Regions from separate parts of the Mus musculus genome. Here all the other regions are linked to region 6. Evidence: chromatin loops called from intact Hi-C (ENCODE). Cell type or tissue: left cerebral cortex. All regions are shown on one strand. Each heading gives the region's core, and the rest is flanking DNA. Links, peaks and the distances in the headings are about the cores only. Region 1 holds the start of Otud7a (OTU domain containing 7A). Region 2 overlaps Otud7a (OTU domain containing 7A). Region 3 overlaps Otud7a (OTU domain containing 7A). Region 4 has its middle 92 kb from the start of A26c2. Region 5 has its middle 100 kb from the start of A26c2. Region 6 overlaps Otud7a (OTU domain containing 7A).

Evidence for each region. A loop is a pair of places that touch in the nucleus more often than their neighbours do. Peaks named below come from ENCODE experiments on the same cell type or tissue, not always from the same donor. Only the 100,000 strongest peaks of a DNase experiment are listed, where the experiment ranks them.
Region 1: a loop joins it to region 6, with 7 times the contacts of the local background. A loop is called at or near these places in 6 of 42 quality-filtered maps.
Region 2: a loop joins it to region 6, with 2.2 times the contacts of the local background. A loop is called at or near these places in 3 of 42 quality-filtered maps.
Region 3: a loop joins it to region 6, with 9 times the contacts of the local background. A loop is called at or near these places in 2 of 42 quality-filtered maps.
Region 4: a loop joins it to region 6, with 2.5 times the contacts of the local background. A loop is called at or near these places in 11 of 42 quality-filtered maps.
Region 5: it touches region 6 in a loop (5-fold over the local background); 12 of 42 quality-filtered maps call a loop at or near these places.

What each region holds. Positions count from the first base shown.
Region 1 is chr7:63,442,462-63,447,788 of GRCm38, reverse strand. Otud7a (OTU domain containing 7A) reads right to left here and starts at 3,017. Exons shown (of 14, transcript NM_130880.1): 1 at 2,862-3,017. It overlaps 4930554H23Rik (RIKEN cDNA 4930554H23 gene), which reads left to right and starts at 3,260. Exons shown (of 10, transcript NR_131089.1): 1 at 3,260-4,226; 2 at 4,400-4,609. In left cerebral cortex, for the core only: CTCF peaks have their summits at 641 (motif pointing left) and 2,233; DNase peaks (open chromatin) are centred at 537, 2,306 and 3,092; H3K4me3 peaks cover 2,954 bases; H3K27ac peaks cover 2,085 bases.
Region 2 is chr7:63,583,691-63,589,017 of GRCm38, reverse strand. The region is part of intron 1 of Otud7a (OTU domain containing 7A); the gene reads right to left. Among named protein-coding and RNA genes, the nearest start is that of Otud7a, 140 kb to the right of the region's middle. In left cerebral cortex, for the core only: a CTCF peak has its summit at 2,305 (motif pointing right); DNase peaks (open chromatin) are centred at 2,020, 2,352, 2,558, 2,785 and 1 more place; H3K27ac peaks cover 1,236 bases.
Region 3 is chr7:63,551,722-63,557,048 of GRCm38, reverse strand. All of the region lies in intron 1 of Otud7a (OTU domain containing 7A), which reads right to left. Among named protein-coding and RNA genes, the nearest start is that of Otud7a, 110 kb to the right of the region's middle. In left cerebral cortex, for the core only: a CTCF peak has its summit at 694; DNase peaks (open chromatin) are centred at 482, 692, 2,415 and 3,132; H3K27ac peaks cover 2,949 bases.
Region 4 is chr7:62,912,925-62,918,251 of GRCm38, reverse strand. No RefSeq gene overlaps it. Among named protein-coding and RNA genes, the nearest start is that of A26c2, 92 kb to the right of the region's middle. In left cerebral cortex, for the core only: no CTCF peak of the experiment used is centred there; no DNase peak of the experiment used is centred there.
Region 5 is chr7:62,921,627-62,926,953 of GRCm38, reverse strand. No RefSeq gene overlaps it. Among named protein-coding and RNA genes, the nearest start is that of A26c2, 100 kb to the right of the region's middle. In left cerebral cortex, for the core only: CTCF peaks have their summits at 2,103 and 4,511 (motif pointing left); DNase peaks (open chromatin) are centred at 1,857, 2,058 and 4,513.
Region 6 is chr7:63,669,378-63,674,704 of GRCm38, reverse strand. The region is part of intron 4 of Otud7a (OTU domain containing 7A); the gene reads right to left. Among named protein-coding and RNA genes, the nearest start is that of Gm39023, 180 kb to the left of the region's middle. In left cerebral cortex, for the core only: a CTCF peak has its summit at 2,498 (motif pointing right); a DNase peak (open chromatin) is centred at 2,567; H3K27ac peaks cover 210 bases.

The DNA.
Region 1 (5,327 bases), core at 116-5,115, 230 kb after region 6:
CCCAGGGTCACATGACTGAATAACTGGAGGCGTACATTATGGACATATCAACCACATTAAGATTTTAAAAAAAAGTAGTTGTTTACTTTCTCTTGTTCTCATTTTCTAGGGGATAAAGCTGAACATTGATTAAACATTTGCTTTTTTCCATCAGAAAGACCTCAAGGCTGATAACCCTGCCAAGGAGGGCAAGCAGGTCACCTGGGAGGTACCACAACACAGAGAGCCTGGGTTTGGTCAGTTGGAAATGAACACCAGGGGCAACTGTTATGTAGGAGGTTGCCAAGGGTGGCTCTCACCAGCACACAGGACTGCATGTCGATGAGGACAACTCTTGTCTCCAAAACAGTACTCCTGAAATCAAGTCTTCAGCCTCAAGGTGTGGTAGGTACCAACAGCTATTCTTCAAAGACAGGGGCAATTCAGAAGGCTCACACTGATGGCCCCCACATCTGGCCACTCAAGTGCATATCCTCTCTGTTTTCCATTCCTTGGGCACACAGTGGGGGAGGGGGAAATTAGGAGATTATGCATGAGATACACATACATGCACACACAGGAACCACCCATCCAACATAAATATTTGGTAATTCTCTCCAAGCATCTGGTAGAGGCACAGCCAAGGCACATCCAGCACGCCCCCTACTGGTTTGGCAGGAGCTGACTCAGCCTTTATTCTATGGGCCTAAGTCAAGGATGAATGACCTTAAAATCCAGAGGGACAGACAAAAATGGCAAGATAAAGCAATTTGGGCTTCTTAGAAATGAAGAGCATAATACTCAACTAAATACATTTCAGAGATGTTTTCAAAATGTTACAGGAAAAAAATGTTACTAATCCCTATACATCTAGAGGAAACAGTTAGTGTTGAGTATTCATAGTTACAACGAATAAATTCTCACAAGTGTACAGGTGGAGACGGTGGATACAAAGGCCACCATAGTTTCAGAGACTCAATTTCCACAGTACATGGCACTAAAACCACTCACCCCTGAAGGCACTTTAAACACAGAAGGATCTTGGCACCTAACACGAGCTCAAGTTCACAAGGCAACCTGTGTAAGAGAAATACCACAGAAGAGCAGTACCTGTGGCCAATTTCACTCCATGGGTTATTCTCTCAGCATACCGCTGTGAATAAGTTTGACATTATCAAGAGGTCAGAGACTATGATGTACACATTGCTCACTCACTGGTGGCTGCTCCCTCTCCTCCTCCAGCAATGGGGGGGGGGGGGCTCAGAAGTTTACTTCCCAAAGGTACATCTGCTACCTAATCTAGGCACAGTTGTGATTAGTATGTAGCCAGACTCCATGAAGTAATGATTTGCATTCACGATCACCCTGAACACCAAAAGTCTACAGTAACCACTATTTCCAGGGTTCCAGATTCAAACCTTCCTGTGGCATATGGCACTAAGTTCCTTGCAAACCCAATATGATCACACTAATAATTTAAGGCATCCTTATTTTAACCAATTAGGAGGTGCCATTAATTATTAAATACAAAAACATCAATACTTTGGTCTCTTATTAGATCTCCTTTTGATACAACAGGCCTAAGTAGATGTTCGGACTGTCTTGGGAACTAGCTTTCGGCTGTTCCCATAAGAGCAGATACTAATGGCATACTCATATAATCAAATGAGGGCATGCTGCTGGCATTTATTGAGGAATTTTCTTCCAGAACTTGGTGTGCTGTGTAGATCTTAGGCTCTCATATTCCTTGAACGCTTTGGATAGGTCTTGGGGTCTGGTGGGACACACAAGTGCTAAAAGAGCCCTAGAGTAACCAGCACCTCTCCCAGGCACACCCTAGACGGGGATGTTGGTGATGGAGGAACCCTTCAGATTCACCTGAAGCAATCAAGGCCTGCAACGACCCTGCTCTAGTCCCATTGTCTGCCTTTGCCTGGACACACACTAAATAGATTTTTTAAAAAAAAGAAGTGTTTCCCATACAGGTCATTTTCATTAACAGAGATAAGGCAAGGTACAAGCATGTACTGCCATACCTGATGGATCTGTGTGCTCTGGATCAGCTGATTTCCAGACCTGTAGGGACACATTTTCTTTCAGCCACTCTCTCAAATGTACTAATCTTCAAGCCAACAGAATAAAAACTGCACTTTATGAGGTTTTCGAGTTTTGAGCGCAGAGAAGCAAATTCGATGGCTAAGATTCTCAAAGAGCTGCAGTAGCTGTACCGGTCGGGAGGAGGGTACACTTGAGCGGTTATGTCCAATGAAGGAAAGTTTTAGTTAATGATGACATCACTGACATCTCCCAAATTTAAAGGAGCACTTAAAGCACAGCAGATACAATTTTCCCCCTCCAGTGAGGAGATACTAGGGAAGGCCTCTGGGTTCAGAGCCAAATTGCATCAACCCTTCGCAGCTGGCCAGTCAGACCCAGAGAAGTACGCGGGGGCCACCGTGACCCACGTAGCCATAGCCCCTGTGCAAGCCGCCTCAGGCGCCGCTCTGAGCTAACCCTGCCCTTCGGACCCCCAACGCGCCCCCACGGACCGAGGGCCCAGTCCCGCGCGCTTGCCATCACGTTCCAGTGCGGAACCGCGAAAAGGGCCAGGAGGCAGCCGCCGGAGCCAGCGGGAGCGCCGCGCCCTACCCTCGCCCGGCTGAAGCCGGAGCCGGTGCCCGTGGCGCCCACGAGATCCCGAACTGTTCCCGCAATGCAGACGCGCAGTGTGAGCCCTGCGCCCCCAGCGTCCTGCAGCCCCTGCCCAAGCCCACTCGCCTCCCGGCCAAGCGCAGGGCGACCCCGCGCCGCGCGCCCCATCGCACCTGCCCGCTGCGCCCGGCCCGCCGCCCGCCGGCAGCACCGTGGCCAGCGCCGCTTACCTGCCGCGCAGCCCGCCGGTCCGCCCGCAGCGCCGCAGTCGCCGCTAGCCGACTTCCATCTTCCCTGGCTTCGGGAAAACCAGATCAGCTGTTCCGCTCGCGCCCAGCCGCGGCCCCCTCCCCAGCTGCCGCGCGGCGCCCGGGCCTCTCCTCCCCCGCCTTCCTGGCTGCGCCGCGCTCCGCCCCCCGCGCCCCTCCGCTCCGCCCGCGGTCGCGCGCAGCGCCCGCCTCCCGGCTCCGTCCGCGGCCCCGAGGCGCGCGCCCTGCCTTGACGTCACCGCTTCCACCGTGCCCCGCCCCCGCCGAAGTGGTGCGGGTAGGGGAGCGCGCGTGCTCGTGGCCACCGTTGGCCTCGGTCGCGCCGAGCTCTGCGAAGACGCGCTAGGACCCGCTGTGTCCCCATGCACGCGCTCCCATGTTTGCCCCCTTAGGGTGTAGCCTTTTGAGGTTGTCCCTGGACTTAGGGAAACCCACCCTCCCCTCTGCCCTGCTCATCTTTTCTCTAGTGGTCTGCATTCACCTTTGGTTTCTTTCTCTGGGCTGGCTCTCTTTTTCTAAACACCCTAAACTTTGACTGTTTCCACGCCCCTCTGACCTTCCCCTATTTCTTTCCCCATTAATAATGTTTACATGACTGTTTTAGACGTTTCCTCCGTGGTGACTGTTTAAGACTTTTCCTCCAGCCTGATATCAAGTGGATGCCACTGCTTTCTGCCCTCTCATTTAACCGTCTTGGTGTAGCTTTTGCCTGTTAGGTTCAGAGCTGGGCGTTTCCACATTCTTGGTCTCTTGTTCAAGAAACTGAAATAACAGTGCATAGGTATAGCAAGCTAACAACAAAACAAGGCCATAGTACAAATAAGAGATATACACAGCCGACAGCGGGCCACATCAGTGAGCACACTCAAAGGCCCTTATTATTTGGAGGGTTCATTCTATGGTCTTCCAGAAAAGGAGACATTTAGTTGCTAAAGGATGTAGCGTCAGTGGTTCTCTGTTTTGATTGACAGAGCAGATTATGTAAGCCATTTGTCACTATGCACGTCCTTTCCTATAATGTGTTTTATTTTAATCATATGCACACCCAACTTTGCATAGTCATAGGATGGTTAAATGGTGTGTTCTTCCTAAAAGTTCACTCAGAGCACATCTTTCCTTATTGCATATACACACAAGACTAGTTCAAACTGGATTAGGATTCCATTCTTATATAGCTGGAATCTAACTGAATAGAAACTGTCGATGTCTAACAGTCTTTACAGGAAGGAAAAACCTATTCCACTGTTTCGAGTGGGGTGTAGATACAATTCGGTGCAAATGGATATTCAAGGTTGCCAACGGGTTGCTAGTGCATCGTTAGGAGAGGTGTGTATAACTAAAGTTCCAGATTGCTAAGCTGTGCTTTATGCATAACTTTCTCAACTTCTCTGAGACACTTTTCTCCATAATTTATCAAGATCAGTATTTGAACTGCTTTGTGTTGAGAAGGGGACTAAAGCTGAATAAGGCAAAATCCTCTTTCCTGTTCTGTTCCTAAGGCTGTTATATCTCCTGGATCTCCATTGGTGAATGCTCAGAAAATTTCTCATGCTACAAGTCAAACTGAGCACTCCCTTTGCCTGTTCCGTCAATCCTGGTGGCACTGTTGGAGGAAGGCCATTTGGAATTGAAGTTGTTGGGTTCTGAAGACATAAACTGCATACTTATTGAGAAGAGGAAGAGTCAGGGAGAGGATAGATATCCACTAGGTAAGGGCACTGGGAAAGCCCAGGTCTGTACTGTCAAGTTGTATTGTCCAGGGTTCCAAGTCGGCTTCTCTCTGGAGAATAGTTTTGGTTTTTTTTTTTTTTTTTTTTTTTTTTTTTTTTTTTTTTTTTCCCCAGACTTGTCAACATAAAGGGACCTGCTCAATGACCACATAAAATTTAGGTCAATTTTACAGAATAAATGGTTATTTAGGGCACTAATAGTTCAAGATAAATTTAGGTCCTATCCTGCAATGTGTTAGCTCTCCACAACCACAGATCAGACATCTGCCTTATAGAATTCTTAACATACATGTGCTATTTAATTCTGGGAACTTCACTTCAAAGTTGTCCTTTCACTGCTCTGGCAGTTTGACTGATAGATGCCCTGTATAGGTTCATGAGTTTGAACACTTGGCTACCAGGTTGTGGTGCTGCTTAGGATGTTAGGGAGCATTTGGGAGATAGGGGTGCCTTACTGAGGGAGTGTGGCACCACCTATAGCACACTTTGAGGATTTATAGCCATAACCTACTTGCTCTTCTGTTTTCTCTCTCATTCTCATTCCCTCCCTCCCTCCCTCCCTCCCTCCCTCCCTCCCTCCCTCCTCCCTCCCTCCCTCCCTCTCTTTCTCTCTTTTGCATGTAGATGAAATGTTCCTGCCTCTGCTGCCATCTCCAGCCTAGCCTGTTGCCATGCCTTCTACACAGTCATGGATTCT
Region 2 (5,327 bases), core at 238-5,237, 86 kb after region 6:
ACTGTAGAAATTCATAGGGATGCCTCTCTAGACAGAGAAGAAAGAAAGAGACAACAATACAAGAAGAAGAAGAAGAAGTTTCTGTGGTCCCTGTCAAGTATGGGTGAAACACTCAGACAGAAAGAAAATCCAGCAGGAAGAAGCTCTAGAGCTGACATAGTAGTCACTGAGAACCCTGTGGATAGAATGGGTGCAACAGGCAGAACATTCTACCAGGATTAGCAGAAGACGCACTTCTCCAAGTCTACAGGTTTTCCAGGATAGACTTAACAAGTCTAGCAAGACTGAGAACATATCAAACATTTCCCTAAGTACAGTAAAATTGAACTAAAGGCCGTTAAGGAAATTAAGAGAATTCACAGAAAATGAGAAAAATAAAATAATTCACAGAAACATGGAAAATAAACAATGATCTCTTAAACAACCACTGTGTTTAATCAACCATTCAAAGGTAATACCAATATTCTTAAACTATTCAACAAAATAGAAGGGAACATCCCCTTCTCAGAGATAGTATCTCACAATGTAGCCCTAGTTTGTCTGGAACTCACTATGTAGACCAACCCGCACTCAGTCATGTGACAGTCTTCTTGCCTCTGTCTCCCAAATGGCACAAATTATTCTCTGAGGTTATCATTGCTGTCGTCATAAAATAAAGATAGCACAAAAAATTAAGACCATGATAAACATGGGTGAAAATATCACGAACAGAATACTAGCAAACCACATGTAATACTGCATCAAAAAGACTGCTTGCCATTACCAAGTAGTATATACCTTTAAGATGCAAGGATGGCTCAGCACACGAAGTTATCCAATGTGCTACACCACACAGAAAATAAAAGGAAGACTAAAATCTGCAAGGTCTGATAGACATAGAACAATCACAAAAATCCAACAATTTTTAATGACAAAAGCTCCCATAATTTCGGACCAGAAGGAATTTACCTCCACACAATAATGGCCCCTGTGGTAAGCCTCATGACATCATAAGGATAAGGTCAAAGACAAAACAAGATGCTCATTCTGCCACTTCTATTCACAGGATTGTAGGAGTCCTAGACAGATTACTTAGACAAAAAGGTATGAAAGGTCTGCAAACTAGAAAGGAAGACATGAGATCATCTAGGCAGACGAGCCAATATAGAAAGCAGAAAAACCACAGAGAAAAAAATACTAAAAGTGATCAATGAATTTATTACAATCTCAGGATATGAGAGAAACACAGCACCATCAATGAACTAATACAAAAGAAATTAAGAAAACAATCCCATTTACAATACCAGCCAAAGGGATAAAATCCTTAGGAATCAACTCAACCAAGAAGTTAAGGCTTTAAAACACTAAATAATGAAATAAAAGACACGGTTATACATAAAGAGATCTCATGTTCAGAAATTGAAAAAAAATATAAGTGTTACAATGTCAATAATACACAACTGATCTTGAGAGTCAGTGCAATCTTTGAAAAACATCATAATGGAAATCCAATTGAAACATAAAAAGAGAAACTGTAAATTTGTATGGAAAAAAAAAAAGACCTTGAGTACACAGGAGAATTTGAACAAGAATAAAGTTGGAGGCATTATACCTCCCAATTCAAGTGTATTAAAAGCCTGTAATAGTCAAAACCACATGGTACTGCTCTAAAAGTAGACATGTGGATGGTGGGGTGGGTTGAAAGCCCAGACAGAGCAATACAGATCAAGTCACATGATCCTTTCCAAGGCTGCCAGAAGACCTGATGAGGAAAAGGCAGTCCCTCTAACAAATGGTGTTGCAAGGCTGGATAGTCATAGCCAAAGAAAGAAAATGGACTTAATCTTACCTTACACATTCAAATCTTGCCCCAGATATTAAGATGCAAGCCACATACTTGACAAAGGATAAAAACAGATTAAGTTATCAAATATAAGTCCTGAGAATTTAAAGTTTTGTTTTTTTCAAAGAGAACATAAGGGAAACTCTTCTTGCCTTCGGTCTTGGAGATGCTTCTTGGCTGTGATCCCAGAGCATTGACAAGACGGACTTCATCAAACTAAGATGCTTCCATAGAGAAAGAAAAGCCAGTGGGATGGAAGGTAGCTGGCAGGACGGGGGACAAGGTTTGCAAACCATACAAATGGGCTAATTTTCAAAATCTGTAAAATATATCTAATTCATTAGCAAAAGCCCACTGCACAATCTATTAAAAATGGGCAAAGAACTGAACAGACATTTCTCAGAGACAATGTAGAAATCCCCAGCAGGTATATGGGAAGGGCTTAGCATGCTTACTATCTAAGAGCTGCAAACCAAAACCACAAGGTGTCACTGCGCGCCTGTCAGTTAGGGAGCTGTCATCTACACACCCAAGGATGACAACTGATCCCAAGATGAGGAGAAAATAACATTTTGTTTGGTCACTATGGAAAAACACCATAGAGGCTCCTAGACAGGAGTAACCTGGGCAGCCATATGGCACCCAGTTACATTTTTTTTTTTTAATGAAATGGGAGTAATCACTCTCTGATGTAAGACAGGCATGGTAACTCATGCCTGTAATCTCAGTAATAGTGAAGCTGAGGCAGGAGGATTAATGAGAGTTCCAGGCCATCTGGTGCCACTACACTGTGAGTGTGGGATAGTGTGGGCTACAACTTATCTCAAAAAAAAAAAAAAAAAGAGTGAAAGGGACTTGACACACACCATCTGCTATACACCTGGGGTTATATAGAAGGCACTCACTATTGAGCTATATAGATCTTTGTACAATACAGAGAAATCAGACATCAGTGTGTAAAAGCATAGGCCACTGATTGCCCCTCATCCCTTTGGGCAAAAACAGCTCTACTGAGAAAATCTACCCACATGTCATATGATTCATCTATTAAAGTATACACTCCAGAGGTTGTTGGTTGCTGATTGCTGGCATGTTACACTGTTTTTTTTTTTTCTTTTTTCTTTAGGGAAATTTTAAATAAACTGTGTCATTTTAAGCAAACAATTTAATGACATTCAAACAGACTTCTTCAGAGAGCTGCATGCCATCCTTGTACAGAGACCATGGTAAGCTTTTCTGTGTCACTCTCTTTAGTTTATGTGCTGGGGAAGCAAGTGCTTGGTCTCTGGCAACGTCAAAGATGAAGCTAAAGGGAGCGAAAGCATTTGCAGCCATTTGCAAACTGGATGTCAATCAGCAAAGTCTCACCTCTTTAACCCCAGTCTCACACTTCATAGGCTATCAGTCAGGATGGGTGGGAGATTTAGATCTGGTGTTCTGAGATAGGGCCTTTTCATGTAGCAAGGCTGACCCCAAAATATCTCTCTCTCTCTCTCTCTTTCTCTCTCTCTCTCTCTAAAGATTTATTTTTAATTGTTCAATGTATATGAGTGCTCTATCTGCATGTACACCTGCATGCCAGAAGAGCATTACATTACAGATGGTTGTGAGCCACCATGTGGTTGCTTGGAATTGAACTCAGGACCTCTAGAAGAGCAGGCAGTCTTATCCACTGAGTCATCTCTACAGCCCCTCACCTCAAACTCTTTATTTTGCTTGTGTCCACAAAGTGCCATGGTTATAGAAATATGCTTCAACACCTGGCTAGATAGTAGGCTTATGTATAAAACATAAACCTATGAGATGTTAGAATAAAATATTTGGGGCATAGGTCTTTGTGACCTTGATAATAAAACCAATACATTAAACATTATCAAAGTTAAAGCTCCATGAAAGATCCTGAGGCATAAAAGTATTTATTATATATTTCCAAACAGCTACACAAAAGGATTTTGAATATTTTTCAAACAGAAATGACAAATGTTTGGGGTAATGGATATGATGATAAGTGTGATTTGTTCATATTATACATTGCACACACTTATCAAATGCAATGCTGAGACCTACAAATATGCAAGTATATATTAAACATATAAAATATAAATATATATTAATATATATTAAGGTAAAGAGAGAAGTTATAGGCTGAGACAGACTTACAAACCACATACTTGACAAAAGAATTTAGTCAAATTTATAGTGAACTCCTGAAATCCAACACTAAAGACAGATGATCAATTAGGGCATGGGCAAAGGAGAAGAACTATCCCTACTCTGTGTTGGACACATCTACATGTGTTGATGCTCAGGGCCTTTGCTTCTTTGGCTAGTTCTGTCCTTACTCCTTACATCAGAAACCACTCAAAAGCCCTGCCCACAGCCGTCCCTCTCCTGACTTCCTGACCAGCCCCTGTGCTTCCCTGGGTGGCCCCCTGTGACATGGCATGACATGCCCCCTTCTCCCAGGAACTGTGAACAACTGTCCACTTCTCCCTCCCTTCCCTATTTCCTTACAGTAGCAGGAATCAATTGCAGGGATTTTCTATGCTAGACAAGTGCTGAGTCACACCCTCAGCCTTCTCTTTACTTTTTGAAAGGTGGAGAAAGGGCTTCTCATTAAGTTCCAAGCTTAGCCTTGCACCCACTCTGTAGTCTAGGCTGCCCTTGAGTTTTCTATCCAGAGGAACTGGTGGTAAAGGCCTGTGCTATTCTGCTGCATCACAACTATCTCTTCAGTGGCAGTCAGTTCCCTGAACTACTGACCTTATTAGTTGACAGATTTTCAGCTGATACATAATCATGCATTCGTGAGCATGTGTATGTCTGTGCTTTGGTTCCTTGAGACCCCAGTAACACCAGATTGGAGCATTTTCTTGCTTCAGCCTCCAAATCTCTGTGATTACAAGTATAATCCATAAAGCCCAGATCGATCCTTTCCTTCCTCCTTTCCCCAATATTTTCTGCCCCCCCTTCTTATTTCCTTTTCTTCTTCTGGAATTGATCCTAGGATCTTGTCCATACCAGGTAAAGGCTTTAACACTTTAATCCTGAGCTAAAGCTCTAGTCCTCACACCATTTTAAAGCAACTTGTCTTGGAGATTATGACCAGATTTCACATACTCAGGCCTCCTCCACTTACAAAATATACTTCCATTCTTAGTCACAGTTTTTTGATTGCTTCATCAAACCCAGAATTAGAAGGGATCATTAGAATATGAATAAAGAAATGGAGTTACCATTTCCAATTTGCTTCCCACTGGAAAGAATGAATCCAGCAAGGCTCTGTTCCCTCCCTTACACTTTGTATGATGTCCCCACATCAGAAGTTATATGGGGAGGATAATAAGTCTGCGTCCATTGTCTGAGATTATGAGTAATTCTTCCTACTCTGTTTATGGCTCAGAAGAGATCCCAGAACAGACGAGACTGTGGAAATCACAAAGACAGGAGTACATAGTGATGAACAGTTTATGCCAAATACCATAACCTGGCTAGCTTAGGGAAG
Region 3 (5,327 bases), core at 280-5,279, 120 kb after region 6:
AAAATATGTAAAAAAATAAATTAAAGAAAAGGTAACAGTTTTTCAGGGAAATCAAGTGCATCTATTGTTTCAAGGAGGGGACAAGCAAGAGGTATTAATGCCCCAGATGTGGAGCATCTTGGAGGTGTGCAGGGGAACAGGGCTGAAGTAAGAGGGCTGAAAGCCAGGAGAGAGGAGCTCACCGTGAATGGTGCACCATTCTGTGTAACTAGCATCGTGGCAGTATTGAGAGGTGAGGAGTTTGGTGGAGAATAGAAATAAGAGCACACACCTGTTCAGCATAGGGGGAGTAGCTCCAGCCACCCTCACCCTCTGTACTTGAGAAGCAAAGACACTCAGAGAAGAGAAAGAAAGCCATTGCCTGATCTGTTCTGAGCTAAGGCATTACAATGGAGCAGGGCAGGATCCTTAGCTCCCACAGTCCAGGAGGACCATCTGTTGCAACAGCTTTCCTCTGAGGTCGGTTATATTAGCTGGCTGGTGCTGTGAATTGCCTTGAGAGGCAGAAATCTAGTACTTGGACCCCACGTGGTGATGTTTCCTGGGCCTGTACACTGAGGTACCTGCTGCCTGTCCGTGGGAAATCCAGACGCTGCAGCCTCTTGGGTTCAGGAGAGTGCAAGCAACAATAAATCCAATGGCTTGCATTCACTCGGGACAGAGTCACAGTCTATGAATAGCATTCCATCTGGAAGACTATTCCAATTACTCCTCTAGATGGCCTCCAGGTTCCTTCAAAACAATCTGCTCCCATGTGGATTCTAGACTCCCTTAAATGCTACCCTGTCTGGGCGCAGCGACTACGTAAAGTTGTCTCTAGGGAAGACAGTGTATGCCAGGAGGGACTTTAGAATTAGCTACATTCCTGGGAGCTGCAGGATTCAACTCCGTAATTTCTGGATGGATTCTGGAAGGTTCTGGGGCATGAGTTATCAGCACAAGACACTTTTATGTCAAGTGCTCTGGATCAAGTGGCTTGAGAGCTCTCTAAACCACTAAGCACGTGGGGCCAATGTGGGAAGCTGATAAATGCCTGCAGCTTGGTCAATTTCTGTAAAGATTACAACTTGAGTTGTAATAGCTTTCAGTCTGCAAAGTCATGCAGTTCAATACTGAGTTTCCCGAATTGAGTGTCTTTGCAGAGAACAACCGAATATCTACTCTTGCTCCACTTTTCAAGGTAAAATAAAACAAAACAAAACAATATAAGATAAAAGCATGTCTTGAAAATTGTCACAGCTCATTGCAAAATCGAGAAGAAAATAGCAATGCCAGCACCCTTTAGCCTTTTTATTAGTTAAATACTCAGTGTTGTCGTTTCTAGGGCAATGTTAAGGTAAGTGTGTGTGTCCTTCCCACATTACAAAGGCAACTAGAAAGCCCCACATCTGTTTAACAACAGCACTGGAACATCTCCTATGGGCGGGCCCTTCTGGGGATCCATGAGGATCGGTCGGCGGAAGAAGCAGAGTTCCTCGGGGCTTCTTTTATACCCACAGCATTCATTCCCTGCACAGGATGCAGAAGATGGCTGGGTACTATGGTTAATAATGTAAACAGGCCAAAGGGAGAGCTGAGGCATGTAGGAAGACATTCAGAGCAGGTCTCACTGAGAAAATGCTTCTTTTAAGATGAAGGTCCCTGAAAAATCCCTGTCTGTACTCTGCAGACCGAGGACAGATTAGGACTCAGTTGGAATGGTATAGATTGACAGCCACAGTCATTCCCTAAATAACTATTTATCATCCACCTGAGTATCTGACCTAGCATCTTCTTGAATGTCAGGCAACATTTTTGGAGTATATTTAATTAGCAGGCTACTAGCTAACATTAACCCACAGGTAAGAAAGAATGACACCAGATAGCATCTGAAGTCTAGTAGACATTCCCTACTCCGTTGTTACTCATATCCTTGATGCGCCCACCAATATATTCAGTAAACACATTGACTGTAATTGTTCTCTGACTAATGAGACCTCACGCAGTCACAACTATGATGGACCATGTCATTCAGAAAAACCTGACTCTGTGCTTACAGGCAATGGTCACTCAGAAGAAACTCTAAGTCCCTTAGGAGCAAGGGCTGTGCTTTATGTCAACGGTCTGTAACAAAAGGGAGACGGAAGCAAGCCAGTGCAGGAACCTTGGGGAAGAGCCACGTAGGCTGAGGACCTACAAGTGGGTACATGCATCTGAAGGAAAGTGTATGATGTAGAGGTAGCCAGAACTGAGGTTCTGAGGCACAGGAAGCTACATGATAATGGTTTCCCCTCTGTGTGTACCCAGGAATCACTACAGACTTACAAGCTAAGGTAGTGGAGCTTGCATGCTTAGAGACTCTCTTTGGCTGCTGTTCTGTGTGCAGATGGCAGGGGGGGGGGAGTGGGAAGTAGGAGGAAGGAGAAGAGCTATGAGATGACTCAGGAGGCCTCTGTCTCATCCTCAGGGAGGAGGAGAAGGGACCAAGGGATGGCAGCAGGGTGATGATGAAAAGAGGCGAGATTCTGGATGCACATTGAAAACTCACATTTAGATAAAAATCTTCTAAAATGAAGTAGAAAAGAGGAAAAAGAACTAGAAGAGGTAAGACATACAAAGAGAAAGTACTTAATGAGACTGCTGAATGTAAACTCAAATATGACACTAATTAAATGCAAAGAGACAGATGCTCCAGTTAAAAGCAGCAGGTGGGCAACTGAGTGCAAATTCAACTGTAGACTGGTTGAAAGACATCTAAAACATGATACAGAAAGGATGCAAATGGTATAGACACACACCAGGTAACTTCAGCTAGTGGAAACTGCTGTCACTCCTTAATAGATGACAGAATGGACTCTGACACAGCAGATGTCTACTAGGAATATAAAGAACCCTAAGTAGAAAAACCAAATTTGAGCATATCACTGAAAGCAGTTACCTTGATACAAATAGAATCATGTCACAAGAGCTTCAGATTACACTTGTGTGTGTGTGCATGTGTGTGTGTGTGTGTGTTGTGTGCATCTATGTGTACGTATGTGGAGGCAAAAGGTTAACATTAGATGACTTCCTCTTTTACTTTCCACCTTACTTTCTGAGACAGGGTCTCTCACTGAAATAGGAGCTCACTGCTTTAGCTAGACTGTCTGGCTTCCAAGATTTTCCCATCTCTGACTCCCTCCTCTATTCTGGGGTTACAGACACATGCCACCATATACAGTTGTGTTGGAGTTTGAAACTAAGAAGCTCTTGCTTATGAAGCAAGCACTTGCCCCAACTGAGCCATCTCTCCAGACCCTCCAAAATATTTTTACAGATGGAACATTATTTCTTGAGACATATCATTTTAAAGTGTTCAAAGGATAAGAACATACAAGGTATGCTCTCTGAATCTTTTCATCAAAGTAAAAGATTACCAGCAGGTTTCCATATGGTTAGAAGATTTAATATATACAGCAAAACAACGAGAAGATTGCCCTCAGAAACTAAGGGTGTTATACTGGCAGAGGGACAACTGAAAAGACCAGACAAGAACAACTATAGGTAGCCAGGCAATGGGTCTCTGATAGATATGGCATTGCTGTGACCACCATGAACACAAGACCTAAGACTGGCACACATGCAAATGTGCAGTCACACAGACACTACTTGGGGAAAAGAAAAGGGCTTGTATAAATGGGCAGGGGATAGAAAGGCATCTTGGGGTGATGAAGAGAATATCAATTTACAAATACAGGTAAGAAACTGTTAAAAAATAAATAATTAAATTCAAAACCAACACAGGAAATTAGAAGACAATAATAAAAACTGGAAGCAAATAAAACAGAAACAAAAATATAGAAGACAAGATAGGGGTAATAAGCCAGCCACTGTTTTCTGAAAGAGGAAAACTAGATTAAAACACTAGGGTTGGGGAATAAGGTTCAGGTTTCAAACACAGCAGGCAAGTGCTCTACTTTTAAGCTATAGCCCTCTTCTCATTTTGAACAGGCTGTATATTGAGCCTTAAGAACATCTCAACCCACTTTAAAATGCTGACCCAATATGGTAGATGTCATCTGACACCAGAGTGGTGGGATTGGACTGCGGCGATCAAAAATAAACTATAATGAAAAGTTCCATATACCCAGAAACTAAATAACACACATGTGCGTAGTTCCTGAGCTAAAAGGAGGAAGCACAAGAAAATATAAAATAATTAAAAACATAAACACAATAAAATGTAAAGTTTTGAAAATATAGCTAAATTGTGCTCAGAAAGAAATTCATAGATCTAAAATACATATAGGAAAACCTCCAAAGCTTGAAGTCAATAAGCAAGTTCACCTTAAGTATATATGAAAAATAAACAAGTCAAGACCAAATGTAGTAGAAAGAAGGAAAACAGAAAGAGGTTAAAACGGTAAAATAAGAAATAAAGAATATATTGGTAATGCTAGCACTTGGAAGGCTGAGGCAGGGGGATCACCAGTTAGCGGCTTCTAACTCAACCATTTTCAAAAACTGGTGCTGTCACATTGGATGGCTGCATCTAGTAGAATGAAAATACATCCACATTTATCACTGCACACAAAACTCAACTCCAATGCATTAAAAACATCAATATGATATCAGATATCCTGAATTTGATAGAAGAGAGAGTGGGAAATAGTCTTGGACTCATTGACACTGGAGAAACTTTCTAAACAAGACACCTACAGCATAGTCACTATGAAGAAAAATTATTAGATGGAAAGGCATGAAACTGACTACCTATATGTCAAAAAGGACATCATCTATACAAAGCAGCAGGCTATGTCAAAAAGGACATCATCTATACAAAGCAGCAGGCTACAGAATGGGAAAAGATCCTTACTGCTTTACACATCTGACAGATGGTTAGTATATTGTAGCTAGACTTTTAGCTACTATGTGTGTTTTCTTCCACCATTTCAACTACCTAACACTAGATAGGAGAAAAAAAAAGGATAAATGGGAAAGAGGCATCCTTATTGTTAGATTACTTCCTGTTGATTAGGGGTGTTGAGTTCTTTGGGGGCAAGTATGATCTTCAACATCAGGATACCTAATTTCTTCTTATAGTTGTTTCTTCTTTGTTTTTTAAAAAACTGCAACTAACAGCAACCAACAAAACTGCAAACCAACTAACAACCTACCAACAGCTCCTCTTGGGGTCCTAGCATTTATATGCCCTCTGAAAAGTCCCCAGAATTCCAAACACCACACAACAACAGAAACTATCTGCTGTTGGCAAAATCATACCCTTGCTAGAGCACAAGGCAAATCATAGTCAGTTGCTGTGAACAATCTGAAGCAGCCCCATGTCCCACTCCTGGGTTTAAAATAAA
Region 4 (5,327 bases), core at 281-5,280, 760 kb after region 6:
ACCTCTGTCAGGATGCTGTTTTTTAGTTTTGTCCATTTGCCTGAAAAGTTCATGATATCCTTGTTTTTAATTGCTGAGCAGAATTCCATCGTATAAGTGAATCACGTATACCTTTATCCATTTTTCAATTGAGGGTCATCTGTGTTGTTTTCAATTTCTGCTGTTTCGAATAAAGTTACTATGAACATAGTTGAGCCAGTGTTATTGTGGTGTGGTGGATCATCTTTGGGTATATGCTCAGGAATGGTTTAGCTGTCTGTTGGATGTAGGGTTGGTGAAGACCTTTTCCCATTCTGTAGGCTATCATTTTGTAGCATTGATGTGTCCTTTGCCTTACAGAAAGCTTTTAGTTTCATGAGGTCTCTGTTATTAATTGTTGATCTTAGTACCTGAGCTATTGGTGTTCTTTTCAGGAAGTTGTCTTCTGTACCAGTGTGTACAAGGCTATTCTTCACTTTTTCTTCTAGCAGATTTAGTGTATTTGATTTTATATTGAGGTCTTTGATCTACCTATACATGTGTTTTCTGCAGGGTGATAAATATGTATCTTTTTGCATTCATCTACATGCTGACATCCAGTTAGACTAGCACCATTTGTTGATGATGCTTTCTTTTTCTGTTGTATGATTTTGGCTTCTTTGTTAAATATCATGTGTCAGTATGTGTGTAGGTTTATTTCTGGATCTTTAGTTCAATTCCATTGATCAACCTTTCTGTTTCTATATCAATACCATAGAGCCTTTATTACTATTGCTGTGTAGTTTTGCTAGAAATCAGGGATCGTGATACTTCTAGAAGTTCTTTTATTTTAGCTATTATGGGCCTTTTGATTTCTCATATGAAGTTGAGAATTGGTCTTTTAAGGTCTGTAAAGTATTCTTGGAATATTGATGGGAATTGCATTGAATATGCAGATTGATTTTGGTAAGATGGCCATTTTTACTATGTTAATCCTACTGATCCATGTGCTTGGACTCTTCTGATATTTTCTTCAGTTTCTTTCTTTAGAGACTTGAAATTCTTGTCATCTAGTTCTTTCACTTGCTTGCTTAGAGTTACATCAAGATATTTTATATTATTTGTAGTTATTGTGAAGTGTGTTGTTTTCTTAATTTGTTTTCAGGGTGTTTATCATTTGTATAAAGAGGGATACTTGTGGGGCATTAGGCTATGCACAGACAGCCTGGTTTCCAGTTGAGGCTAGATGTTGAACCCCAGGACCCGGTGGTGATATTCACCTACATGGGACAGAAGGAGTTCTCTCATGTCTCCTGGAACTCTGGCTCCTGTCAAAGTTACCGCCCCCTAAGCCCCTACAAGAGAAGCATGGTTAGTAGTCACATAGGCAATGTCCCAAGCTTCTGACCTTCAGACTAAACTCCTCCCCAGTTACCTAGCAACAGTAAAGATAGCAGCATACCATAAGAGGGGCTGTATGGCCCCACTTTACTCCTCTTGCTCTCTTGCTCTTACTCCCCTTACTCTGACTCTTCCCTTTCCCCTTTCCCCTTCCCCCTCCCCTCCCCTCCTCTCCTCTCCTCTCCTCTCCTCTCCTCTCCTCTCCTCTCCTCTCCTCTCCTCTCCCTCTTACTCTAGCCTTTCTTCTCTCTCTCCTTTGACTGTCTCTGTTCATCTGTGCTTACTCTTGCCTGCGTGGGAACCTCTCTCCCTCAGTCCTCTCTCCCTTAACCCTGTGAGCTACAGGGTGTCTCCCTGGGGCCCCTGGTCAGGGGCTACCCCCTGTCCACCCCCCAGTCAAATGGGGTCAGTGGCTTAGATGCCCACCTGGGGCCAAGTGGAAAGCGTCTGGCAGCCATGCTGCGTCCGCCTGCCCAGAGCATAGGAGGAACTCTGGCCAGATGTGAGCTATCCTCCCTCCCCCCTCTTTCCCCTGCCCCCCTTTAGTTCCCACAGATACTGATTGTTTTCTTTTAGATTATATTAAAGGTAGGCTTATTGGGAAGCTGCTCTCAGGTTAGTTCACTGGCCTCAAGGATGAGGCTAGGGAAGTCACCATGGGGAAGGGGAATGTAGGGAAAGGAGACAAAAAGAAAGAAAACTTAGGCACAGAGAAAAAAGAAAAAGAAGAGCCTGGTTTTTTTTTTTTTTTTTTTTTAGTTAATTTTGTACCCAGCCACTTTGCTGAAGTTGTTCAACAGCTGAAGGAGTTCTCTAGTAGACATTTTTGTGTCAGTTATGTATATTCTCATATCATACGCAGAGCAATAGTTTGACTTCTTCCTTTCTACTGTGTATCTTGTTTATCTCCTTTAGTTGTCTTATTGTTATAGCTAGAACTTAGAGGACTATATTGAATAGATAAAGAGACTTTGGACAGCCCAATCTTGTACTTGATTTTTGTAAAATTGCTTTGAGTTCTTTTCAATTTATTTTTTTGTTGCCTATTTGGTTGCTTATATTACCTGTATTGTGTTTAGGTATGGGCCTTGTATCCCTGATCTCTCCATAACTTTTAACACAAAATTGTGTCAGGTTTGGTCAAAGGGCTTTGTAGCATCTAATGAGATGATCATATATACTTTTTACTCTTTCATTTTGTTTGTGTGGTGGGTTACATTGATAGATTTGATGATATGCACTGGGATTTTGAATTAGGAATCGTCTCCTTCTGTTCCTATTACTCTTGGGTTTGTCTTTTCATAGTGTCCCGGATTTCATGGATGTTTTGTGTCACAAACATTTTAGATTAGGCAGTTTTTGACTGACACATTAATTTCTTCTATCATATTTTCTATTCCTGAGATTCTCTCTTCCTTTTCTTATATTCTGTTGTTGATGCTCGCACCTGTTTTTCCTGTTCTCTTTCCTAATTTTTATGCCTCCAGGAGTGCCTTAATTTGTGTTTTCTTTTTCTGATTCTCTTTCCTGTTTTAGGTCTTGAACAGTTTTATTTCATTGCACTTTCCCATATTTCTTTTTTATTAGACATTTTCTTTGTTTTCATTTCAAATGTTATCCCCTTTCCTGGTTTCCCCTCCAAAAATCCCCTATCCCCTCTTCCCCCCCTCTGCTAACCAAAGCACCCAGTCCTGCTTCCTGATCCTGGCATTTCTACACTGGGCCATTAGGTCTTCACAGGACCAAGGGCCTCTCTTCCTATTGATGACTGACAAGGTTATCCTCTGCTACATATGTGGCTGGAGCCATGGGTCTCTCCATGTGTACTCTTTGGTTGGTAGTTTAGTCCCTGGGAGCTCTGGGGGTCTGGTTGGTTAATATTGTTGTTCCTCCTATGTGGCTGCAAACCTCTTTAGCTCCTTCAGTCCTTTCTCTAGCCCCTCCATTAGGGACTCTGTGCTCAGTCCAATGGTTAGCTAAGAGCATCCACCTCTGTATTTGTCAAGCACTGGTAGACCCTCTCAGGAGACAGCTATATCAGGCTTCTGTCAGCAAGCATTTGTTGGCATCAACAATAGTGTCTGGGTTTGGTATCCGTATATGGGTTGAATCCCCAGGTGAGGCAGTCTCTGGATGGCCTTTCCTTCAGTCTCTGTTCTGCACTTTTTCTCTGTATCTCCTTCCATGAGTATTTTGTTCCCCCTTCTAAGAAGGACTAAAGTATTCACACCTTGCTCTTCCTTCTTCTTGAGCTTCATGTCATCTGTGAATTGTATCTTGGGTCTTCCGGGCTTCTGGGCAAATATCCATTTATCAGTGAGTACATACCATGTGTGTTCTTTTGTGATTAGGTGACCTCACTCAGGATGGTATTTTATATTTCCATCCCTTTGCCTAAGAATTTCATGAATTGATTGCTTTTAATAGCTGGGTAGTACTCCATTGTGTAAATGTACCACATTTTCTGTATCCATCCCTCTGTTGAGGGACATCTGGGTTCTTTCCAGCTTCTGGCTATTATAAATAAGGCTGCTATGAACATAGTGGAGCATGTTTCCATATAACATATTGGAGCATCTTCTGAGTACATGCCCAGGAGTGGTACAGCTGGGTCCTCAGGTAGTATTATGTCCAATTTTCTGAGGAACTGTCAAACTGATTTCCAGAGTGGTTTAACCAGCTTGCAATCTCACCAGCAATGAAAGAGTGTTCCTCTTTCTTCACATCCTTACCAGAATCTGCTGTCACCTAAGTTTTTGACCTTAGACATTCTGACTGGTGAGAGGTGGAATCTCAGGGTTGTTTTGATTTGAATTTCCCTGATGACTAAGGATGTTGAACATTTCTTTAGATGCTTCTCAGCCATTTGGTATTCCTCAGTTAAGAAGTCTTCGTTTAGCTCTTTACCTTATTTTAAAAATAGGGTTATTTGGTTTTCTGGAGTCTAATTCCTTGGGTTCTTTGTACATATTGGATATTAGCCCTCTATTGGATGTAGGGTTGGTAAAGATCTTTCCCCAATGTGTTGGTTGCTGTTTTGTCCTAATGACAGTATCTTTTGCCTTACAGAGGTTTTGCAATTTTATAAGGTCCTCTTTGTCAATTCTTGATCTTAGAGCATAAGCTATTGGTGTTCTGTTCAGGAAAATTTCCTCTGTGTCCATGAGCTCGAGGCTCTTCCCCACTTTATTTTCTATTAGTTTTAGTGTATCTGGTTTTATGTGGAGGTCCTTGATCCACTTGGAGTTGACATTTGTACAAGAAGATAAGAATAGATTGATTTGCATTCTTCTATATGCTGACTCCCAGTTGAGCCAGCACCATTTGTTGAAAATGCTGTCTTTTTTTCACTGGATGGTTTTAGTTCCTTGGTCAAAGATCAAGTGACCATAGGTGTATGGGTTCATTTCTGGGTCTTCAATTCTATTCCACCGATCTACCTGCCTGTCACTGTGCCAACTCACTCTCTCCCTACCTATTCAGTACTACTCAAAGTCATAGCCAGAGCAATTGGACAATAAAAGCAGGTCAAAGGGATACAAATTGGAAACGACAAAGCCAAAATATCACTATTTGCATATGATAGTATACTTAAGTGACCCCTAAAATTCCACCAGAGAACTCCTGTATTTCTTTAAGGGGTGTATTCATTTCCTATTTAAAAGCCTCTGTCATCTTTATAAGATTGGATTTAAGGTCATCTTCTTGTGCTTTAACTATGTTATGATATCCAGGGATTGCTGTAGTAGGCTAGCTGGGCTCTCATGTTGCCAAATTGCCCTGACTCTTGTTGGTTATGCTGTTATTATCCTATCTTGTAGCCATCTGATTATCCTGATTGTTTGGTAGATATTCTTGATGCCAGCAGAACTCCTTGGGGAGGCAGTCAGAACCAACAATGGATCTCAGGGAACAGGATCATGCTCACTTCTGCTGGCTGTGACCTGAAGGCACTTTATTGTCTGGGA
Region 5 (5,327 bases), core at 153-5,152, 750 kb after region 6:
AGAATTCTCACCTAGAAGTCCTTGGGGAGTATACAAGGCAATATTTACAGTATGGTCCAGGTGTGTGAAAGTGCAGCTAGTACTCTTCTTAGACACAAAATCAGCTGTGTACCAACCATCAGAGAGAGCTGGCTGCCATGTATATGTACATAGAGAAGGTAATTGATAGCCTTTCTAGGTTTGCTTGACAGAACTCAATTGTGGTCATTCAAAGGCCAGGGAATGGCACCAGATGAAAGAGATAAGGCACTTCTGAGGAAAATATGTCCGTCTAATAATAGCTGGCCTTAGTGATTCCTGCTAGGGGGAAATTGAATCTAGCTTAATAGTCGACTACAGAGCTTAGGATTTCCTCTGTCATTTAACTAGTGGGCAATGCTCTGTTGTTTTCTGACCAAGACCATGTCTGCCAGGCATGAGAATCACATTCATAGTCAGTGCTGGGTTCTGCCTCCTCAGTAGATATAATACCGAAAAATCAAATAGAACCAATGCTTATGAAGCAAGGAAAGCTTACATGACACAGTTTCAAACTAAGAATCCAATATGTGAGTCCCTCAATAATATGAGCAGGAACTGTCTCTATCTCTGTTGTGAGCTTTTGGAATCCTTTCCTATAGCTAGGCTGCTTTGTCTGGCCTCAGTGGGAGAGGATGCTCTTAGTCCTGTTGTCAGGACAGGGTAGGTGGGTACCCAGGAGGGTTCTTTTCTCTGAATGAGGGGAGGTATGAGCATGCAACTTGGAGGAGAGGAAGGAAGGGGCCCGCCATCAGACTGCAAAGTGAATAAATAAACAAATTAATGGAGGAAAAAAAAGACATTAGGTTTTGTTCCAAAGGGTTTGTGTTATAATCAATTGTGCTATGAATAGGGTCACAGTTAATCTTTGGACTGGTTCATGCTTGCTTACTTCTCCAGCATAAATCCCCAATAGTAAATCAGTGAGTTTAATTGGCAGCCTGTTCTCTGGACAGGCTGTATCAATACCTACTCCTCAGCAGTGTTTGAGGGCATGTTTCCTGTATGTTTAACAACAGGAGATAGTAGAAGAAGTAGACTTAACGTGCTGTATCTCTGTGCTTGCCTTGGATGCTAAGTCAACGGGTTCAACTGCTACAACTGCAAAAAAAAAAAAAAAAAAAAAAAAAAAGATGTTGCCATTTGTGTTTGTGTAACCATGTAACCATTGTGTTACCTCCAAAGGAGTAATTATAAAGTACACAGTTATCAAGGAAATTAAGTACTACTGTGTTGGTTCCAATGAGGTGTAGATACACAACACAACTGCCCATGTATTTGGAAAGAAGAAAAAATTCTCTTGAAGTATTTTCACAAGTCTGCTGCCGAGTCATGCTTCTAGTTTTGGAATTGCTTCCTTAGGTTATTTACCAGTGTCAGAATTAATATGAGGGCATTTTCCTCACCATAAAATATTCTTTTTATGTAACAATCTTGAACTTCTTATATTTTTACGCATGATTCTAATATTTTCTCTAAGTTTGCATGTGTTTTGTTTAAATGTATTTATAATGTCTGTTGGTTAGAGAAGTGGTCTCTGTTGCCCAGTCTGACCTCCAACTTTTGATGTTCATGTGATTCTCCTGCTTCCTGACCCTCACTTAGCCGAGACTTTAGGGTGTGTCAGCATTCATGGCTTGTGGACATTTTGTTTCAAGGCAGAAAGTTGAAAAAAAAACCAAAAACGTGTTTTCATGGAGCTGGAGAGGTGGCTCAGAGATCAAGAACACATTGCTGCTTTTGCCCAGGACCAAGTTCAGTTCCCTGAACCTATATATAAGGGTGAGTTGATGAGCTTTGCCTTGCTTCCAAGTCTGTGATGTCACAGGGATTTGGAGATATCATTGGGGTAAAATGTGCCGGAATTTGACTTAGATGGAATCCACAGCGTACACAGACTTGGGAAGGAAGTATTTCTGTCTACACTCATAGGCATATATTTATATTTTTAAATGAATTTACAGTGTTCATAAATGTATAAATATGTAAATACACATCTCAAGTAGATGCTTATTCTCTGGGCTCAGTTTTTAAAACTGTGTCTCAGGATAGGCTGTACAATAGCACCCACTTGTGGTAAATATAGCAATTGCACCCTTCTCTCAGAAGGACCATTCCCCAGTGGTTGATTGCTCTGTTGTCCTTTGTGAACTAAAAACAAACAAACAAACAAACAAAAACAAAACAAAACAAAAAACTGTCTGAGGTTTGGTATTGCGGGCTTCTGTACAGAGTACTGCAGTTGGACCTCTGTAAGAACACATGTGTGGGTTTGGCATCAGGACCGAAGCAATCAAGTTTTGGTCTTCTATACTCATGTAGTTCTGCCCATATGGAACTGGCCCTAGGGAGCCGTAGTAAAAAGTCCTGACCTGTTCACTGAAAAGAAGCTTCTGCAAAGACCTGCGTTTAGAACACTTCCACTTGTTGAGCATCTTTCCAGACAAAGGCTTCATTCTACATTATTTTCTGTGCAATGAACTCCTAGCAGTGCAGGTATAGAGGTTCGATTCTAAAGCTCTGGACTTAGACACCCATGTAGATGTGAAATGTCTGTAGACAAACCTGTGACCCTGCATGGGAAGTAGACAGAAGTCTGGCTGACCTTTGCCTAGAATGCCTGCTATGTCACCATCTGGGCGTCAGGCTGCTTGAGATCTAAAGTGAAAACTGCCAGGCCATCGTCCTCGTGGCCACCTCAGCATGGGCAGACACAAGGGAGTCCTGCATATGTGCATCCAGATGTTTTTATATTCACTTAGCAAGTTGAATATCCATCTGTATTCAATCATGCCCATCCTTTTCTCACATAAAAATGGATCTGTATATAAATGTCGATATGATGGAAGACTTGAGGCCTTTCAGAATACTGCAAGGGATTTCGTGTAAGTGAACATTTACTGCAGTAGAAAAACCTTTGCCTTAGGTGGCAAGTACAGCTTTGATATGCAATATGAAGTTTGCACTTAAATAGATATTCAAGCAAATTGATTTATTAATGTGGATGTGTAAACTGTTGACTGGGGAAGATGAACAAACACCAAGAAACCTACAGTTACACACCTGCAACGTGTTCTCATGCTGAGGGGTTTGGGGCCTGTGTGATTCTTTTGGCAACTCTGGAAGGTGAATTCTAATGGTTCCTCCCCCCCCCCCCCCAATCAGGGTAATGTTCTGTTAAATATCCCTGACCCAGTGTCATCACTCGATCTGAAGAAGGTAAATTTGGTTAGCAAAACTTACAGGACCAGACATTCTAGAAAGTGCTTAGAGAGGCCTGAAACACTGTGCCTGCCTAGGTAGATATTGCATCTGCTGGTTTCTCTGGGACAGAACTCAAGTTTGTTGCAGATTACCACTGGGGTGGTGCAGATAGTGTAAGTCGAGGTATAATTAGGATAACTATACAATTTTGGTAGGATAGTCCTGCACTGAGGATTGCCAGGGGCTGGGCCCTCAACCCTAAATGCAAGATCACACCACACCACACACACACACACACACACACACACACACACACACGCTTCTGTTCATCTGTCTGAAACCATCATGTCTATGGTTGTGCCTCTGAAAGCAGTCATTTTTTTGTGTATAATTTATCATTTTAAGGTAAGGAACTTTATTTAAGAATATTTAATTGTGGTTTTACTGGGGAAGAGGGGCAGTTTTTGTTGTTTTATCCAGTGAACCAACACCAGTGGCGTTCTACCTACTGAAAATGTTGCAAGCTGTTTGCTGACTCTGAAAGTTCAAAGGTAACTGCAGTAGACCTTACTGTTAATTTAGATTATGTAGAAGCTAATCAATGTGTATTGATTTAAAAAGCCAGAGTCCTTGAAAAAAATCAATATAAATATCATTTTCAGTCCTACTTAATTTGCATGATTTGACTACCCCCAATCTCCTACAATTGTTGTTTTAATCAATGTTTTGAGTGCTGTGTGTTGTTTTCAACAAATGAGTTATGATTTGACCAATAATTTAATATTTTATTAAAATCTCTGTATTAATATATATGTATATATGTACACACACACACACACACACACACACACACACACACACGTCAGGGTTTTTCTGTTTAAGAGCCCTGGCTGTCCTGAACTTTGTAGATCAGATTGGCCTTCAACTCACAGAAAATGCCTGCTTCTGCCTCTCTAGTGATGGGATTATAAGAGTGCTCCACCACTTCCTGGCTTCATATATTCTATTTTGATCTTGTTTTCTCCTCCCTCAAATCCAAGATCCTCCCAACCACTCTATCATCCAACTTTATGTTCTTCTCAACAACAACAACAACATCAACAACAACAACAACACCCCCACAAAACCCAATAAGACAACTACTCCTGGTCATGGGGCCTGCCTGCCTGGAGTGTGGTTGATATACCCAGTGACACTACATTGCAGAAAACTAATTTTTCCTTTGACAGCTGGTATCAATTGCTAATAACTTGCTTCTTTAAACAACCACAGGTGGGTGGTGTATTGGCGCCCTCCTGTGGTAGAGGTAGCAGCTGTTAGTTTACAGAGTTCATTAGGGCTGACTTCTCAGGTTGCCTTTAGAGCTGTGCAAAATTGTTACAACCCTAGAGACCACACATACTAATATACTAATGACATTATATAGAGGAATCAGGTGTGTGTGTGTGTGTGTGTGTGTGTGTGTGTGTGTGTTGTATGTGTAAAATAGTGTAAGGTGAGGTATGCCCAGGATAACTATATATTTTTCTAGGATAGATCTGCACTGAGGACCTCTTATGTTGTGTGTGTGTGTGCACATGGTATATGTATATATATATACCTCCTAAATATCACTGCCTCTAAATACACTTTCTCTTTTATTCACAATAAACTTTCTCCTACAACATATCTAGGTGCAATCATGACCTTTCCTATTTTATTTCTTTTTATTGAGTTGTGGGGCACCAGCTGTACTATGCATAGCTGCAGGGCAAGAGCTCTGTGTGAGAGCAGGCTGATGTCTCTGGCTGACTTCAGAATGCAGCACAGTATCAGCCTTCCCCCCCCCCCCCTTCCTCTACTCTGAGGCTACACTAACCACAGGTCTCTTGGTTTCTATGTAAGCACCTTTTAACATTCCACAGAGAAGAGAGAGTATATGCTCACCTTTCTGTACCAGCTCTCTGCATTCACTTCTCAGCAGGATCTGATGTTTCATAACTTGTCTCAGTGTCAGGATGCTATTCTTTTTACGGCTGTCTCGTGCTCCCCTGTATATCTGTATTATATTTAAATGTTACTTTTACTTCCGTGTTCCTCTTCACTGTTTCCATGTGCTTTTCGTG
Region 6 (5,327 bases), core at 199-5,198:
TCCAATATCTAATACTTACAAGCAAGTTCTACCTAAGATCCACTGTTGTCACAGTTGGCAGGGACACAGAAGCATTTTCAATTAGGCAACTCACAGTCACCATACACCCCTAAACCCAGAAAGAGCAACAGAAACCAAGGAATGGAGAACTCACCAAAGAGATATAAGGCCAGCTTTTAACACCTAAAATTTCAATCATGCCAAACACAGATGCCTAACTGCCAGCATCAAACAGTTAATAGCACACAGAATAATACATTTCTTACGTTTGAAACTATATTCTTCTCTCATATAATACATCCTAACTACAGTTGTCCCTCCCTCCACTGCTCTAAGCTCCTCCCCACCTCACCTCTCCCACAGAGCAACTCCCCCTATGTTGCCTCATCAGAAAAGAGCAGGCTTCCAAAAGATGATAACCAAAGGAGAACAACAACAACAACAAAAAAAAATCAAAGACACCCCCACTCCCTCTGTTAGGAGTCCCACAGAAACCCCAAACTAAACAACCACAATATATAGCAGAAGACTTAGCAGCCACCTTTGTATTCAATAAAAATAATGAACTAGGGTCAGTTGAGCTGTGGCAATCAGTGGAGCTCACATCCCTTGTCATTAACTCGCTAAGCAAAGGTCAATTCCTTCTGCCCGTGGCAGCCAATCCCAGGAGTCCAGGCTGGCAGTGGTTCTGCTCCACACCGTCATCTAGGAATCCATGCATGCGTACACACGGTTATTGTGTGCCATCTTCAAAATGTACCAGCCCACTTGGCCAGGAAGGAAAGAACCCAAGGGCATAGTTTCTCCTGTAGGTCACTGAGATCTTCCCTCTGTGGTGTCTGCCCATTCAGGCTGCCAAGGCTGGGCTGGAATGTTTGTGCTTTTCTCCCTACCATTCCACTGACACATGATGTTCAAAGATCCTGAGAAATGAGTACTAGGGGCTTGTGCAGGGAGAAGAAGGGTGGCTCTTGGTAAACAGCCCGTTGTTTACATCTAAACTCCCAGAAGATGTGGACTTGATCAGAATGTCACCAACCTAAGAAATGACTTGAATGTAGGATACTCAGTACCAATTCCTGTGTGTGTGCACATATCGAATGCGTGTATACAACACATGTATGTACATATGCACACATACATTGATACACTGTATGTGTATTCTGTACATGAAAACTGAGATGAGAGATACCAGAATTTCCTTGGAATTCTCTCTAAAGCCCACGGCGACGAGTGACCTTCATTTTCTCATCTTATTCTTCAACAAACTCACACTGATGTTAAGAAAATCCACAGGGCTTAAGTTCATGTGTCTGGTAGACACGATTTGTTTGTCTGGATAACAGTTGGCTCCTTTTCATTATTTATGTTTTCTTGCTATGTGGCCCAGGCAGGCCTTAAACTGCAATCCTTCTGCCTCAGCCTCCCAGGCACTGGGATTACTGGTTCTGTGCGACCATGCCCAGTTTGACTTTAACTTTAATGAGTATGTTTACAGCTCTAAATGAAAATAAACTGTGGGTTTGATCATTTTATATTGCTTATTAAATAATTTTGATATAAAAAGTTTCAATTTGGTTATATATCTTAAAGAAATAAAAGGAAAGGAGGTTAAAATTATATAGATTGTAGATGCTAACTCTCTGTTGACACAGTTCCACAATTTAAATTGCTTTATTATTTTTTTCTTTCTTTTTTTCAATTTTTATTAGATATTTTCTTCATTTACATTTCAAATACTATCCAGAAAGTCCCCTATACCCTCCCCCACCCTGCTTCCCTACCCACCCACTCCCACTTCTTGGCCCTGGCATTCCCCTGTACTGGGGCATATAAAGTTTGCAAGACCAAGAGGCCTCTTTCCCAATGATGGCTGAGCAGGCCATCTTTTAAATTGCTTTATTATTATATGAATGTATATGTGCTTATGTACTTACATATTGAGAAGTATACCTAAGATCCCCACCTAAGCTTATAAACATAGCATGATTTTCAATTCTTCTCTACATTTAGAGCACAATTAGTCTCAGTGACTGTGCAATTGCAGGGAGAAACACTTTCATAGAAGCCTAAGAAACAGCTAAACGGAACAGCCAAAAGCTACAGGCAAGGACGTAAACAAGAGTATTCTGCTTGGTGGCCCCGGGTCACTTAGCAGTACAGGAAGACACTCCTGGGTGTTGATGACATAAAAATGAATGAAGACTACTGGGTGCTTTGTAATCAGTTAATAATGGGCTGAGCATGCAGGGGACAGCTGTGGTGACCAATGATGGCTGAGAGGTGTGTGTGAAGGGACAAGGAGTCTGCATAGGGGTTACACACCTATCATTTGTGAGTAATGGAATGGAATCTTCTCAAAAGAGAAAGAGAAAGGTGGTGAAGAGCACAGCATATACAAGGGACCAATGATTTGCAAAGCTTCATCAGGGAATTGCACAGAAGTGACAGCACGGGAGAGACTGGGGCTGCGCAGGGAAATAAAGACATGACCACAAGGTGGCAGTAGAACACACAGCTCTCCTGGAGATGCTCAGTCAAGCATTCTCTGGAAAGATGCCCACAGTAGGAGTGGGTGCAAGCACAGCAGGGGCCTGAGGGAGAGGGAGGCTGCTGCTCAGAAGGGAGGAGGCACAAGTCTCCCAGAAGAGACAGACTGCAAAAGGATCCCAGGGGCTGTGACAGCTCATTTGCCATGTAGACCTGACTCTGCCACCAGGTGCCAGACAAAGCCTCAACTGTGACTCTGGGTACATCTCTGACTCTGGGTGAAGATATCGCTTGACAAGATGAGCATAGGAATCTGTAGGCTGGGAGAAGTCTTCCAAGGGTGGTTGGGCCGCATCCAATTGTCACCTGAGTGGAACAGAAATGCTTACCAGGGATATAGCTCTGCTGGCAGGGGAGAGCCTGCTGTCACCATTAATCCTCCTGTCCTACAGCCTCCTTACTGCAAATCATGGGCCCCTTCAGTTCCCACAACTGCATGTGCTAATACCTTGATTCCCTGTGATAGGTACATCACATTCCCTCCTCTCTCCTCCTTTCTCTACGTACATATATGTCAATGTACAGGAACTATGTAGACACAGACACACAAGCAGAGGCAGAGAGTTTGGAGTCAAACCAACACAAAGCTGATAAGTGTTTTATCAGTTCCTGGGGAGAGGTTAGCAGGCTAGGTAAAAGGCTCTACATAAGTTCTCAACCTGTGGGTTAGGACAGGGGTTGCACATCAAATATCTTTTTTCTACCCTCTGTGCTTTTTTCTTTTTTTTGATTTTTTTATTGGATATTTTCTTTATTTACATTTCAAATGTTATCCCCTTTCTCAGTTCCCCCCTCCCAGAAACATCCTATCACATCCTCCCTCCTCCTGCTTTTATGAGGCTGTTCCTCCACCCATCCACCCACTCCTGCCTCCCCATCCTTGATTCACCTACACTGGGGCATCTCGAGTCTTCATAGGACCAAGGACCTATCCTCCCATTGATGCATGACAAGGCCATCCTCTGCTACATATGCAGCTGGAGCCATGGGACTTTCCATGTGGACTCCTTGGTTGGTGGCTTAGTCTCTGGGAGCTCTAGGGTGTCTGGTTGGTTGATATTGTTGTTCCTCCTATGGGGTTGGGACCCACTTCAGTCCTTTCTCTAACTCCTCTATTGGGAACCCTGTGCTCAGTCCAATGAGCTGTGAGCATCCACCTCTGTATTTGTAAGGCTCTGGCAGGGACTCTCAGGAGACAGCTATATCAGGCTCCTGTCAGCATGCACTTCTTGGCATCCACAATAGTGTCTGGGTTTGGTAACTGTATATGGGCTGAATCCCCAGGTGGGACAGATTCTGGATAGCCTTTCCTTCAGTCTCTGCTCAACACTTTATCTCCATATTTGCTCCTGTGAGTATTTTGTTCTCCTTCTAAGAAGGACCAAAGCACCCACACTTTACTCTTTCTTCTTCTTGAGCTTCATGTGGTCTGTGAATTGTATCTTGGATATTCTGAATTTTGGGGTTAATATCCACTCATCAGTGAGTGCATACCATTTGTGTTTTGTGACTGGGTTACCTCACTCAGGCTAGGTAAAAGGCTCTAGATAAGTTCTCAATATGTGGGTTAGGACAGGGGTTGTACATCAAATATCTTTTTTTTTTAAAGTTGACTTTTTCTCTCATATATTACATCCTAACCACAGTTCTTCCTCCCTCCTCTCCTCTCAGTCCCTCCTTCCCAGTGCCTCTCCTTCCTCCCTCCTCTCCTCAGTCCCTCCTCCCCAGCACCTCTCCCCCAGATAAATTCCATCATTTCCCTTTAGAAAAGAGCAGACCTCCTAGGGATATCAACCAAAGATGCCATAACCAGGGGTGGTGGGGAAGGACTCCATTTTCTTTAAGAAGCTGGCCTCTAAGAGTTTGACAATGCTCCAGTGAGTATACAGGCAACATGATTGGACTAATTTTATTTTTTTTCCTTTCTTCCTTTTTTATTTTTGAGGGTCATCACAAGGGTGCGGCGGGGGGGGGGGAGAGGGTGGACATGGGAGGACTTCGAAGTGAGTGTGATCAGGGTGTGTTATGTGAAATTATCAAATAATCAATAAAGATATTATATTGGGGAAAAAGACTAGGCACATACCCTCATATCAAGGCTGGATGGGACAAATGAGTAGGGAGAAAAGGATCCCAGAAGCAGGCACAAGAGTCAGAGATACCTCTACTCCCACTGTTAGGAGTCTCACAAAAGTACCAGGCTGCACAACCATAGCATACATGCAGAGGACCCAAGGCAGCTCCATGCAGGCTCCCTGGCCTGTCAGGTACCTTGCTTATCAGATATTTATACTACAGTTCATAACAGTAGCACAATTTATAGTTATGAAGTAGCAATAAAATAATTTTATGGTTGGGGGTTACCATGACACGAGGAACTATATTAAAGGGTTACAGCATTAGGAAGGTTGAGAAGCGCTGGCCTAGATGATAGTTACCTCTGCTTGTTTGGACTGTGTTTAAGATAACTGGAGATTTAGGGTTGGAGGACTAGATCAGCCTCAAATTCTTTTGCCCACTATGTATAAGGCTTTTGATTCTAAGCACCACAAAAGGAATCAGAGATGTGAAATTTTGAGTTTGGAGATTGCAGGTTTCTGAGCTAACGCATTTCGTACTCCAACAAAGAAACAACCAAGCAAGGGGTTATAGAGTCAACCTTTGGATCAGTTAAACCACACAAGGCCAGCAGGACCAAAATGATAAGTCTCCCAGTTAGAGCTTTATAAAATACCTAATTTTATAAAGTCTCAGATGGGTTGAAAAAAATATTACTT